Linked DNA regions of Mus musculus: region 2 is linked to region 1. The links are chromatin contacts, found by Hi-C or POLR2A ChIA-PET in ENCODE. All regions are on one chromosome and are shown on one strand. Each heading gives the region's core, a stretch centred on a gene start or an enhancer-like site at or near the end of the contact. The rest is flanking DNA. Distances are from core to core; before and after follow the strand shown. Region 1 overlaps Tns3 (tensin 3). Region 2 holds the start of Tns3 (tensin 3).

Region 1 (7,175 bases), core at 1,608-4,107:
GTGCAGAAGAGAGAGGATGTCGGTGCTTTGTAACAGTCTGCTTTCAGGCAGCCGAGCCATCCCTGGAACCATTGCCAATCAAGAGAACGTTACTCTTCAATTGTCATTGATGCATTGAGCGTCAGCTCAGCCTTGAGTGTGATTTTTCAGAGGTGGAGCCATCCCAGGCTCTGGGTGGGCAGTGACCTTTGTCCCCTGCAGTCATCCATGCCTTTCCTTCCCCTAGCCATTGCCATGCTGAAGGACAAAGCCCCCGGGTCATTCATCGTGAGGGACAGTCACTCCTTCCGAGGGGCCTACGGCCTGGCCATGAAGGTGGCCACACCTCCTCCGTCTGTCCTGCACCTCAACAAGAAAGGTAAGCGTCCATAGACGGGGGTTGTCTGTTGTTTACAGTGGCTGATATCGGCAACTGTTCCCACTGCTTCTCTTTATTTAGTGTTTGCTTTCTAAGGTTACTTCCTTAAGTAGCTGTCCATCCATGTATACCTTTTATCTTCATTTTTTTTAACCCGTCTTTTCCATACTTTTAAACTTGCAATGTGAACACTAATATAGTACATAGAATATGTACTATCTTATGAATCAAAAATTTTAAGACTCACTGAACACCTCAGGTCACGAGGAGTGTGCAGTAGTCGCCCTGTGCAGGATGCCCTTCGTATTTATCTTATCAGGAGATAATGTTCACTGTGGGTCATGGTTTTAAGAGGTTCAGCTCATTTGGTTGGCTCTGGTACCAGGCCTGTGATAGAGAAATCATCATAGGCTGCTTGTGCATGAGGGAGTATGTGTTCTCCCTCTGCCTGCAACGTGAAGGGGAGAGGCTGGGGAGAGAGCGAGGTTTCGTCACCCTCCTAAGGGCATGCACTAAGTGACCCTACTCCAGCCCTCCTTACATCCTCACTGATCACCAGAGCATCTCTCTGGGAGCTGAGCCTCTGCCGCATGGATCAGTGAGAGACGTTGCCTTAGCTAGAGAGAGGAATCCGAATCAGCATGGCTGTGGTACCTGTCTGTCCCATCCCATGCCTGGGTCTGAGATGAGCCATCCTAACTCTTGTGTGAAATCTGTCTGAAAGCTTCCTGGAGCAAACATGGTACACGGTGTACTGAGGTTGTAAGATGTGGTTGCAAGTGGGCCAGCCTCAGGCACAGGTGGCTGACCTGCTTCAGGAATGTGCTTGCCTTGCAAGGCTAGGAAGTGTGGTTGGGAGGCACCTGGGACTCAGGCAGAGCACAGCTCCCAAACCTGGGGGTGCTGACAGGGCTTCTGTGAGGGAGTGGGAGAGTAAGTGACATCACATAGAACGTCTAGGATTCCCGCCTAAGAAGCTCAACAGAACCTTACTGCGGGGACGTATGGCCTTTATCATGAAGCACTCACTCAGACCTGGCTGCTGAGGACTACCAGGTCTGACTTAGGAACATCAGTTAGTGACATATCAGGAAAAGACTTCTAATGTCTGGGAATGTATCCTTCCTTGGGCAGCCTTCAGACTAAGTCTGAGAATAAACGAACAAAATAGAGGCTATGTGAATAGCAGATGTCAGAAAACCCAGCATGGTGGTCTCCACTGGCTGAAATACAGTCTCGACTCTGTGTGTATACCTAGGCCTGGGTTTGACATTTGTATTTCCCAGTCCAACGATAGATTTGAGCGAAGAGTTTACCAAATGAGTGAAGAGCCAGTTAGTCACTGAGCCACCTCCAGTCAATTTGAGATGAGACAGCTGTGGTCATTCTAGACTCTGTGTTCCAAAACACCCTTGGCAGCAGGATCTTCACGGGGCCATTTTCCACAAGTAGAATCCAGACCTTCAGTGGGTTTTCTCATTAGGCTGGAAGCCCCACACCTTCTCTTCCCACAGAGGAAGTGTCATATTTTGTTCCCTCTGTTTTATGTGTCAGACTTTCATGGAATCCCTGCAGGTTTGACTGCCCCTAGGAAATGCTAACATGTACTGCCGCTAATGTGTGGTGTTGATCAGCATCATTGGAGCCTAATGCAGCTCAGGATCTCTCATCATAAATGGCCCCAAACAGATATGGCGACGGTTTCTGATTATTTTCAGATTTCAAAATATTTGTACACTAATAATGAGGTATCTTGGGAATGAGGCTTAAGTCTTTTTTAAAAATTATTTCTTTATTATTTTATTTGTGTGATATTTTTCCTTGTATATCTGACTGCATAAATTTGTACATGTCTAGTATGCATGGAGGCCTGAAGAGGGTGTCAGATACCCTGAAAATGGAGTTACAGACAGTTGTGAGCTGTCATGTGGCTGCTGGGAATACAACCTGGGAGACCCAAGTCCTAAGATTAAATTCATTTACATCTCCTATAGAATTCATATACATTCCATATATTTTGAAAGTAATGTTATGCAATATTTTCCATTATTTCGTTCATGAAACAAAGTTTCGTGGTGTGGAATCTTCCATTTATGGCCTCATACTGGGGCTCAAAATTTGCCAGGTTTTATTCAGCTTATACAGACTAGAGTCTGGCAACCTCTCCCGAATCGCAAATTTAGTAGGTCTTGCTTTATATCAATTATACTGAGAGGCTAGGTCTCAGAGTGCTAAAGACAGCAATTAAGGAGAGAGATGCAGTACACAGGGTGTCTACTGACTTTAGCAGCTTGGGGCAGTGACTTCTTTTCTCCTGGTTCAGTTTGTACTTTTCCATTCAGTTGCTTCTTCTCTTTCGGTTCAGCAGCTGGCTTGAACACAAGTGTCCTGTTTACTAGCAGTTTGGTAGAATGCTGCCCCTACATAGCAGACTGCTTGTTGCTGCAGGCGTTTCTGTACCCAGCTGGCGGTTCCACCTCACCCAGAGGGCTGGCATCCTTCCAGCTCTGTACTGAAGTCTTTTCTGCCGGAGCCTCGGTGGCCTTTCCTCTCTTGGAGGAATGCAGCTGGTGCTCCAAGGCCAGGGTCTTTCTAAGCTGCCAGTTCATCCCGTCTCTGGGAGTTTCTGGAGTTCCGCCTGAGGGTGTCTGTCTCTCAGGGACTCTTAAGTCTTACTATCCACCTGCCTTGTGGCCCCGCCCACTGACCATCCCAGGAGTGGTTCTGGGAGTGGCCCAGTAGTGCAGTGGTTTAATCCTAGTTAGAGGGAGCCTTCTTAAGTGTAGCCCTTAGATTTGATATCTGCAGGAGGCAGATATAAAAGCTTGTCTGTCTGTCTGTCTGTCTGTCTTCTATATAGTTCTCTCTCTTTTTTCTCTACCCTCGATCCCTACTTTGATTCTCTTACATTTTAAATTTAAAACAATAAATTTTTATTCTTCCCGCAGCTGGAGATTTGTCCAATGAACTTGTCCGGCATTTCCTGATTGAGTGTACCCCAAAGGGAGTGCGGTTGAAAGGGTGCTCAAATGAACCATATTTTGGTGAGTTACTTGAGAAGCTCTTTTGAATTTCTAGAGCATAGATTCCCTCCTTCAGGTGGCTTGAGATTCGAGGGACTCTGTACCACAATGGGTTTCTCTCCTTTCAGCCCCAGGGTGTCAGGCTGCCACGTGAGGTCTTTAAGATAAGCTGAAGGGGCAGTTGTTCTTTAGAAGCCTTGTCAAAAACCAAATAAACGGAAGGGATCCTCCGAGAGCTAGAATAAGACAAGGTGAAGGTCAGCAGCTGGGTCCCAGCAGGGTTGGAGCGCAGTGTGTCCCCATGCCTCAGGCACAAGGAGGAGGAGCACAGTGCTGCCACCAGAGCTCCCCCTTCTTTGTGAATTGAGAGCCTTCTGGATAGACCGGGGCAGCCTTGTTTCCTACTCGTAAGAAGCGCCCCGGCACTTCGCACTTATAAAGGCCATATGCTTGGCATACACTACAGGTCCCTCCATCACCCTCTTCATTGGCTTGGGCCTTGTCATTCTTGGAGCTTTGAGTCACATCCCACAGTGGTATAAAGGCATGCGTTTTTGGAATTTTGGTCTCAACTGATTCTTTGGTTAAGCACAGAGCAAGTGAAGAGATTGGTGACATTCATTTACTCTTATCCACTTTATAGGGAGCCTGACGGCTTTGGTGTGCCAGCATTCCATTACGCCCTTGGCTTTACCCTGCAAGCTGCTCATTCCGGAGAGAGGTATGTGGAGGAGTTCTCAGTGCTATCTGGCTGCGTGTACGATCTTCTGTACCGCTGATAGCATGCTGTACCCAGGACCCACCTTACAAAATAAACTAAGGTTCTTTTTTTATGACATATACTCTTAAACCCCAAAGAAAACTAGTGGCCACCTGAATTGAGAAAGAAGAATGCCCTGCTGCTGATAATAGCTTTCAGACATTGCCCATCGTGGCCTGTATGGAAGGTGTCCAGAAAACAAAGACTGCTCAGCTTAAAGATGTAAAACACTTGGGGTCTGGAGAGATGGTTCAGTGGTTAAAAGCACTGACTGCTTTCCCAGAGGTCCTGAGTTCAATTCCCAGCACTTACATTAGGCAGCTTACGACCATGTAAAACTGTAGTTGTAGAAGATCTAGTCTCCTTGGGCACCAGACATGTAAAACGTGTACATACATAAGTAGTTATTTTATATACAAACATGTGTGTGTATGAAAAAATATATTTTCTCAGACTAATTTTAAGGTCACTTGCATTATAGATTCACAGTCCTACAAAATGAGAATGATGTTGCTATGGTTAAATTTAGGTCATGAATGAACAAGTCTCTCTACTTTTATATTTGTTAGAAAATACCCACAATAATTTTTTTAAAAATTAATATCCAGGGTGTATAGGGGCCTTACTGTGTGTCCCAGCTTTCCTGTAGGTAAATGTTATTTTATTTATCTTTTAAATTTTGATCACTTATGTAAATGAATTCAGAGACTTGGAACATGTTTTAGGGGCATACCACCTCCATCTGTGTTCAGAATGGGTTACAGTCTCTGTGGGCTGCATGATTGCCTCGCAAGAGAAAGCTCTGTCACCGTCTGGGAATTCTGTCATCAGATTTTCTTTGCCATGTGGACTACTGTGTCAGGAGCTCATGTCTCGTCTCACTCCTTCCTGCAGATCCACTGGAGGAAATAGCAGAAAACTCTCCCCAGACAGCAGCCAACTCTGCAGCCGAGCTGCTGAAGCAGGGAGCAGGTCAGTGGCCGCAGCTTTGGTTTTGTATCTCTGCATCTCCGAGTCACTGGGCGGAACCGAACTCCATGATAGAACTTCCCTTTGGACAGTCATTTCCTGCTTTTCTGGGGACTGTGAAGGAAGTTTCCTTTTATAGCTGCTTGGCACAGCTGGGTGGGGTGCAGCTGTGAGGAGGCATGGCCAGGGCATCAGAGGCTCGGACTCAAACAAGACCAGATTCAGTGGAATAAATAAATGTTAAGGCCCATATTTAGTGTGGGGGGAGGGGTGCGGGAAGGCAGGATGTGGTGACCTGCCTCGCCAGCTGAAAATGTAGAACTGTTCTGGAGCTGTGACTCAACAGTCCCTCAGCCTGAGTCAACTGCTGGACCCACTCTGCCATCTGTGCTGAGACACACCACACTGGGAGACCAGGCCACTTGGGTGAAATCTTTGTAAATAGATTGTACTTCCTAAATCCACTATGGGAAAGTATAGAAGGCAGAGAGATTCCATGTCAATGCTGGCTCTCCATTCACAGTATCCCACACCATAGTGTTACAGCTGATGAGTTGTCTAGTATCTTTGCATTATTAAGTGAAGTCTGTAGTGTATGTAGAGCTCACTCTTTTTATTTAAAAATTATAATGGCTTGAACATTTACATCATCTCTCCCCCACTCCCCCCCCACCCCCACTCCCCACTCCCTGTCATATTCACAGCCCGAATTCTGTATTATACATGCGCATACACACGAGTCTACTGAGTCCATTTAGTGTTTAGCTCATATGTACGTGTGTTTAGGGCTGACCATGTGGGGTTTAATAACTTATCAGGGCACTCACCCATGAAGAAAACTGAGTCTCTCTCTGTCAGCAGCCACTGGTTGCCTCTAGTGCTAAATTTTACAAGGCTCCGCCCAGAAATACAGTGTTCTCTCTCGGTGGCAATGGGCTTGAGAAATATTGGCATTCATTCATGAGTATAATGTCACATGAAGTATTTTCTTCATCTTAAAACTTACCTCTGATCTCCTTACTCACTCCTCCCTCATAGTCAAGATACTCACTGTCACTGATCTTTTTATGGTCGCCATACTGTCAGTTTTCCCAGAATGCTTTATGCTGTAAACACAAGCTATGTAGCATTTCAGGTTGGTTTCTTTCTCTCGGTATAGCCATTCAGCTTCTTCTATGGCTTTCCAGAGATCGGTCGCTTCCTTCCTTGTGTATAGTGCAGGAGATTATATGTGTGTTTGTACAGATCTGTATGCATATACATATGGGTCCCTGAACATGTGTGTGCACATGTGTTCAGAGGCAGAAGTCCATGTTGTATATTTCCTCAAATTTCCCTACACATTATTTTTTATAGCCGTCATTCACCGTACCTGTAGCTCATTGATGTGGCTAGGCTGGCTGGCCAGTGAGCTCTGAGGATCCACTTGCTCTGCCTTCCCAGTCCTGCGATGGTAGCAGTACATCACTGCATTCCACTTGCTGGGGACCTGAACTCTAATCCTCAGGGTCATAGCTTTCACTACAAACCTTTTGCCAACCGAAATATCTCCCCAGCCCTTGGTGAAGCAAAGCTTATTTATGCACACAGCCACTGAAGAATATCTGGGTTGCTTCTAAGTTTTGGCAAGTATGTATAAAGCTTCTAAAAATATCCAAACGCAAGTTTTCAGTTAATACATGTTTCCAACTCCTTTGATTAAATACGAAGGAGCCTGATAGTTAGGTCAGGTGGCACGACTAGTTAGCTTTGAATGAAACCACAGAACTTTTTTGCAAAGTGGCTGTACCATTTTGTATTCCCACCAGCAATGGAGAAGCATCCCCTTGCTCCACATCCTTACTTACATACCTCAGGTGGTGTCACCCTGAAGGATGTTCTCATTCTAACTGATGGATACTGTGTGCCATCTTACTGTTACCTCCCTTGTGACGTACTCTCCAGATAGAATGTCATGGTAAAGAAATATTCTTAATTCCTCTGGATAGTTTCTATTGTTCTAATGTAGGTCTGCTCCGTAAATCTAAGCACATCAATGTGACCATTATAAAATGAAAGAAGACAC
Region 2 (7,016 bases), core at 1,554-4,053, 220 kb before region 1:
GGTGGGAGGCAGAGACAAGAGAACGATGAGAACAGCATGGGCTGCATAGCAAGGACCTGTTTAAAAAAATAATCTAAATAAATAAGCTAAAGTGAGATGAGCCTGTGGGGGGGGGGGTGCAGTGTGAAGCCTGTGCTGTCAAAATGTGATCTGCTCCTTTGTGGGGCAGAAGGAAAAGAAGAAGGCTCATAGTGAGCAGTCTCTGAAGGCAAAACCTTGTAGTGTGCTCACACTCAAACCCGGGCTGCCTCACAGCACTGCAGGCTATGCAGCCACCTCTCATGTGTTTCCTGTTGCTGTTCAATAGGTCTGGAAACATTACTTTTCAGTGAAAGGGAACGCAAAATTTCTTTTCAGTGAAAGGGGGCGCATTAAGTCATCCATCTAGAGATACAAATGTATCCTATCAGTCTTTTGTCAAGGTAAAGACAGTCCCCATAGCAAGGACAAAATTACTAAGAAGATCTAGACTCCAGTTGGGAAGAGTCAAGGAGGCCCCAGAGGGGTTGGGGTTGGGGGCTGAGAAAGGAAGGTACAGCACCAGACCCACCAGCGCTCTCTCCTGCTGGGGGAACCCGCAGGGAGGGGCCAGTTCAGCAGACTTTTCTTTAGCTAAATTGGTTTGACACTTTTGTTTTAAACTCTGAGACATTTTTGGAGGGCTAAGCCTGGGGGGGGGACCCCACATGATCTCCTTTTGGGGGGCTGATAATTGCTCATGCCTTGTTTTTGTTTTAAGTTTTTGGAAATATAAAGTCATGGCATGTGAAGTGAGGAGGCCCCATGGTGCTCAGCTCTGCATAAGCCAGGCCCAGGTCAATCATCCAAAGTTTTCTTTGTTCATCCTGTAGACAAGATGCAGGGACCATGGAGCAGCCAGACATGGGGTGCTCAAAGATACTATGGTCCAGTTTCTCTTTTCAGTTTATTTTTGAACACTAGCATTGAACGTAAGGACGGACATTACGTGCACTGGCCCCCACTTCACTGTTCTAGAAACAAGGATCTAATTAGAGAATCTATCCCACACTGGAACTATCCCCGCAGGGAGGGCAGGGACAGGGGTCTGGGACCATTTAGTTTGGGTAGGGAAAACAGAGTAGGGAGATCTTAGCAGAGGCTCCTGGTACAGAGATGCAGAATCCCAGCCTTGCCTGGGGTCTTCCTTATTCTGAGCTATCAAGTACTTTCCCACATTAGCTCTTAAGGAGGGTGATTGGAACACCTTGTGGAAATTCTTGCAGTCCCTCGGGCAGCTGGGACCAAGCAAGGCAACCCAGTGACTGGAGGGCTGGAGTGAGTAGGCTGTTGGTAAACATCTGAGAGAACAGCACGGAATCTGGATAGTCTTGGATCCTCACCTTACAGTGCTCTGATCCCCACCACTTGGTTTACCTATGTCAAGTTAAGATTTTGGGGGTGTTTTCTTACCAGGTCAAAGGCAAAGGAACAGTTCCTGCCTTGTCCCCCTTTCTAGCAGAATGACTGTGACCTCCTCCCTATCCCCTCTAAAGGCTCCTTTACAAGCATCCTGTTCCTCACCCATGACCCGTGGGACTCCCAGAGGCTAGGGAAATGCTTGTTTCATTCCTTAGGGCCTGGGGCTCAGGGCCTGGGGAAGCTTTTGCCTCAGGCAACATCTCCTTCTCCCAATGTCTCCATTTCTCAGAGATAGGCATAGCCTTCCCAAACCTGGGGGAGAGGAAACAGGGTGTGGCCCGGCCTCTAGCCTGGCCTAGGATCCAGGGCCTCACCTCAGTGTTTGTGAAGGCTGCGCTGTAAACAGATCCACCAGATATTACTTTCCTAGCTCAGCTTCTCCACCATTCCTGGCAAGCCTGGCTTTTTCTTGAAGGCACAATATGGCAAGAATTGAACAGGTTTTGGTAACCTCAGACAGTGGCTGCACCGAGCAGATAGATACAATTTCTACCCTCTTTTAAAGCTACCTGGAGTGTTTTCCCGGAGTGGAATCAGAGATATTAAGGGCTGCTGGTGTCCACTAGAAACTGATGGAAATTCCATCTCATTTATGCAGACGTGTTTGAAAGACCATGCAATGGCATGCCATCATTCCCTGGAGATCGCAATGAGAAAATGGACACAGAGGCCCAGCTATCCGAATCTTGGGGATCTCTTAAGAAATCTTGCTCTGTCCTCATCTGAGAAAGGCTGTTCAGGAGATCTTCTTTCTCCTGTGTTCCTGCCAGCCTCAACCGTATTCTCTCCTGCTAGGTTCACTTTAAGAAGTCAAGGGACTTCTACCCAGCACCATCATCTCCTCCTGCCTGGTGAATTCTGGATGTTGAAGGGGCTGTTGGAGCATCCTGGGCTGTCTTAGAGACTGCTGCTTGATACACGTAGAGCCCCACGGGATAATAAGTCACTGGAGGGTATTGTAGGACTTCCTCCTGGCAGAAACAGCACTTAGACACACTGGATGAAACAATAAACTGGTTTTGCAGGAATGGGACTCGAACCTCCCTCCCCAGGTGCACTTACGTAGACATGGAACTGTTGAGCCTATAGAATACTGGGGCCCCCGAGGTATTTAGGGAGGCCAGCGAAGTGGGAGGGTATTTTAAAGAGCTCATCCCTTGGGTCAGGAACCCGAGGGGGTGAGTGCGGGGGGCGGGTGTCCAGCACCTGGAAACGCAGGACATTGTTAGGAAGATGAGACCAGGTGACCGGCAGGGCTCCGGTGCGCGGGCGGTCCGTAGCGATTGCCGGAGCCGCCTCGAGGGGGCCCTGCCGCGGGCGCGGGCGGCCAGCCAGGAGGACGGGCCCGCCCGCGAGCAGCTCGGAGCCCAGCTTCGCTTCGGCCATCGCCCCGCCGGACCGCGCTGCGGGTTCGCCCAGGTACCAGGGTCGGGAGCAGGGCAGGGGCAGCCACACGCCGCCACACTCTTTGTTTGGGGCCCCCGCTCAGGTTCCAGAGCCTGGGCGTTCGGGGTCTTGGAACTGGGTTGCAGCCGAGCAGACACCAAACCTGGGCGCGGAGACAGTTGAGGGTGTAGGGACAAGGCGCGGGGGCACCCGGGAAGGGCGCTTGGGATCCAGGACTGAGGACGACCAGGGGGTCTGCGGCGATCGGGAGTCTGGGGCTCAGCCAGGTCCTCGGGCCGACGCGGGCCGGAGCTCCGGGGCCGGCAGGGTCCTGGTCGCGGCGCCCGGCGCCTAGCTAGGAGGGCGGGGGCGGAACCACACTATCGCCGCCCCGGCCCTGCGGACTTTGCTCCCTGAGACAGTTAGGGAAGAGAAGACGGAGGAGCCGCTTGGGGCTGCAATGAGACTTCTCAGGACTTTACTCCCGCCTTTTCCAGGCAAGTGAGCTGTGTGCCTCTTTTCCTTTCCTTTCGGTTGCTTGGGAGCCAGGGGTCTCATCCCGCCTTTTCCCACTATTCGGAGGAGTACGAGTGCAGGCACAGGCCTGGGGGCCACCTGTGGCACGTGTCTCCTGGCACGCGGGCACTGTAGCTGACAAGTAGGAGGGAGGGTCCTGGGCCCCGGGGTTTCTGTGTAGTTCTGTGTTCTGCCCCTGGGGACGTTTGCTTGGATCGATTTGAGAGTCTATGCCGCAAAAAGAGACCCCGAACCCCTTCCTTCCCCAACTGGCATTCTGGCCGGTGCCAGCAGGTGATCCCGACTCTCTAGCGTGACTGAACACAAAAAGTTCCCTCCAGGGCTTGGGGCCAGCAGACCGCACTATCTAGGGTGACCACAACTGATTGGAACGCCCTCGGCTTTGTCACAGCCCACTCCAAATTTTGTTTCTTGAGTTGTGCCTTCTGCTCCACTGTATAGAGCTTCAAAACGACACCCCAAACCAAGAATACAGGAGCTACTATAGTAATAATGTGTACCCCATCAGAGCTAACCCTTTTGACATATTGATGTATTTCCTTGAGGCTTTGGTCTGTTCATATGAATACTTTTTAAAAGTGCTTTTAGTTTTTTGCCTGTTAAAAGAGATTTTTGACTGTCTTTGTGATTTTGTTGCTTCCCTCTTTGGGGCCTATGAGGTTATATTTGCAAATCAATCAACAAGTATTAAGAAAGGCTTTTCTGTGCTGAGGACCAGGAAGGGGGCGGGGATGGCTGCAGCTGGAAGCTGTAGGAGGCTAGGCCAGGACTTGGAGTGTGTGTGTGTGTGTGTGTGTGTGCGTGTGTGTGTTTATGTGAGGGAAGGGGGGCACAGACAAGGGGGTGCATTTGCTGGGTCCTGGAGAACTAACTGGGGCAATTGGTAAGAAGCCAGACCTCCGATAAAGTCATGGTGACTGCCCCCCCCCCCCCCAAAGAATGACAGAGGGCAATAAGGACCTCTGGCTGAGTGGTACTAAACTCTTTGCCTGTTGTTTATTTCATCTCACCCAATGATTCTTGGAAGAAAGAGGGAAGTGGGATTATCACACCCATTTTGCATATGGGCAAAGAAATGCCAAGTATCCTGTTTATGAAGCTGAAATGTGGAGGAGTAGCTGGAATTCTGGGACACAATGTCTGAGTTCTATGGCCTGGCTCCTGCAGGCTGGCTGCTGCTGCTGCTTCCCTGGCAATTGGCTTTGAATGCTTGTCCAGACAGCAGCAGTTCTTCCACTGAGGGTAGCTCCTCTGCCGAGGCTGCTAAAGCTATCCGCAGCAGCAGATGCGAAACCTAACCACTAAGAAGATAGAAAAAAAAAAGTAGTTGCTTCAGGGAACATCATATGCCTAAATGCAAATCGATTAGCTTTTACAAAGTGTCTCTCTGGCCTGCTGTGTTTTGAAACTGAGCTACTTGCAAATGTTGACTTCATAGTTCACAAGATCAAATATGTTACTATGCTATAGAAGGTTCCAGGGGAGCTGGTATACTCGTGGTATAGCCAAGGCCTGACAAGGAGTCAGCTAGACAAGAAGGTGGAGTGGAAGATATCAAAGGAAGAGGGTATTTGAGTCTGTCTGGCAGTCACAGCTTCTGTCTGCCCAGGATACAAGGAGCAATTTTACAGACGAGGAAAATTACCAACAAATTTCCAAAGTCTGGGAGCTAGTGGTGTATCTGCATGCAGTCTGCCCCTGGAGCCACATTATGTTGCTTAGGGTCAGCCTGCTGTTAGCAATGGATATGTTCAGGGGAAGCCTGTTCTGACTCTGTGTTTGAACTTGGATGTGGGGAACACTGGGGTACTGCTAGCAAAAGTTCTTTAGTTTTTTCTTTCTGAAAGTAAAACACTTTTATGAGACCATGCCACCTACCAGGTAGTCCGAGGCATTGGATCTAGGCAAAAGGTCGTTAAGAGGTGCACTAACCTGGCCCCTTCTTGTAGGACCCAGAAGCAGGGGAGAACAGGTTGCATCTTCATTTCACCTGGAAAGAAACCTGCCAGCAGTGACCTAATGACACAGAGCAAGCCTCATCTACTCAGAGCCCCTGCCACCATTTCTGCTAAAATAAGTGGATCAGGCTGGCTGCTTCAGTAGGTATTGGTTAAGTGTTAGCCACCCTGTGCTTCTCAGAGAGTAGAGCGTGTTCACAGCCAGAGCACAATTACCCCTAATACTCACGGTGAAGCCTATGTATCCTCAGTGGACTCTCCACATGGAAATGGCATTTAAACTCCTTAGCGTAGGTGAGAAGGAGTATGTACTGCATTTCAAAACCCCCGAGGATTGGCTGTATCTTTTGGTGGAGCACTTGTGTAGCATGTGAGAACTCGGATTCAATAACCAGGACTTCAGAAGGAAACAAACAAAGTAAGTCTCAAAACTCATGCATCCATTCTCTTACATTGAGACCAAATTTGGGCGCCAGGCAGTGGTAGTGCACACCTTTAATCCCAGCACTTGGGAGGCAGAGGCAGGTCAATTCTGAGTTTGAGGCCAGTCTGGTCTACAGAGTGAGTTCCAGGACAGCCAGGGCTATACAGAGAAACCCTGTCTTGAAAAAAAAAGGGGGGGATCCCATTCTGTCATATCTGCACCCCTCCTCCACCATTTTCTGTACACTCACAGTTTGCTGAGTGCAGCTTAGGGGCAGGGACATTCATTTCCTTGATGCCTGTTACTCGTAAAAGTAGAAGACGCAGATTCCCCAAGCTTCTGGGAACTTTGTTTTGAATTCTGCATCAAGAGTGTTTTGAGCATGTCTGTTGTTGTGGTAAGGAACATGGTCCTGCACACAGAGTCCCTGGGGAGGTCCTCAGTGTCTGTGTGGCAGGTCTTCCTGTGGCACAAACTGTTGTGTGGCACAGTGCATTCTCAGAGAGTGTCTAGGCACTTACTTTGTTTTTACAGCTCATGTGACTTTGAACTTTTGGTGAATCCTGCTGCCTCAGCCTCCCGAGTGCTGTAATTACAGACATGACCTGCTGTGCCTGGTTCTGGTTTTTATTTTTTACCCGTCCCAGTGTAGCTGTGTTTAGGGTTCCTCATGTGGCAGCACAGATGACCAGTGTCGATTGCTTCTGCCACAGGGGGGAACCAGGGAAGGATGGGTAATCCACGATCAGGGCCATCTTGTTTAAGAAATAGAAGACAACACAAATCAGGGGCCTCCAGAATTTTCCAGGGGAAAAATTTATTTTCTTAATATTTTATATTTGGTTGTTTGTTTATTCTGTATGAAGTGTGTCTATGTCCGTATGCCTGTATGCATGCGTGTACGTATCCATGTATTTTCTGACCTGTGTGTGAAGGCTAGAGGAGAAGTTGCTGAAGTCCATTCTCTCCTTTTATGATGTGGGTTTCAGGACTGATCTCAGGTCATCGGGCAAATACTCTTACCTGCGGAGACATCTTTCTGGCCCAAAGTAGCCACTTGAGGGCCATAATAATGATCTAAAGATTCGTAAAAACTATAGTGATCTTTTAAAAAGAGAGCGGTAAGCTGGCTTTAATGCGTTTTGTCCCAAACGGGCAAACTTCATGAAGGAGGGTTATGCTGAAAGTGTTATGCCAGTGATCTGGAAGTTTCCCTGTGGAGTACCTGTTCCGGATGGGTTCAGGTGCCCCTAGGAGGCATCAGTGAAAGG

The links. A loop is a pair of places that touch in the nucleus more often than their neighbours do. ChIA-PET counts read pairs that join two places held with the same protein, here RNA polymerase II (POLR2A).
Region 2: a map of v-Abl transformed pro-B cells shows a loop between it and region 1 (2.9-fold over the local background). The contact joins the promoter of Tns3 here to the enhancer-like site in region 1. A Hi-C loop is called at or near these places in 1 of 37 maps with a recorded cell type or tissue (v-Abl transformed pro-B cells). POLR2A ChIA-PET finds 5 or more read pairs at or near these places in 1 of 5 experiments (Patski).

What each region holds. Positions count from the first base shown.
Region 1 is chr11:8,441,873-8,449,047 of GRCm38, reverse strand. Tns3 (tensin 3) reads left to right here. Exons shown (of 31, transcript NM_001083587.1): 24 at 227-358; 25 at 3,307-3,402; 26 at 4,025-4,102; 27 at 5,036-5,113. Among named protein-coding and RNA genes, the nearest start is that of Tns3, 220 kb to the left of the region's middle. Within about 2 kb of position 2,857, at least 2 of the 3 ENCODE cell types and tissues checked have a DNase peak (open chromatin) inside an H3K27ac peak, as active enhancers do.
Region 2 is chr11:8,660,322-8,667,337 of GRCm38, reverse strand. Tns3 (tensin 3) reads left to right here and starts at 2,803. Exons shown (of 31, transcript NM_001083587.1): 1 at 2,803-2,859.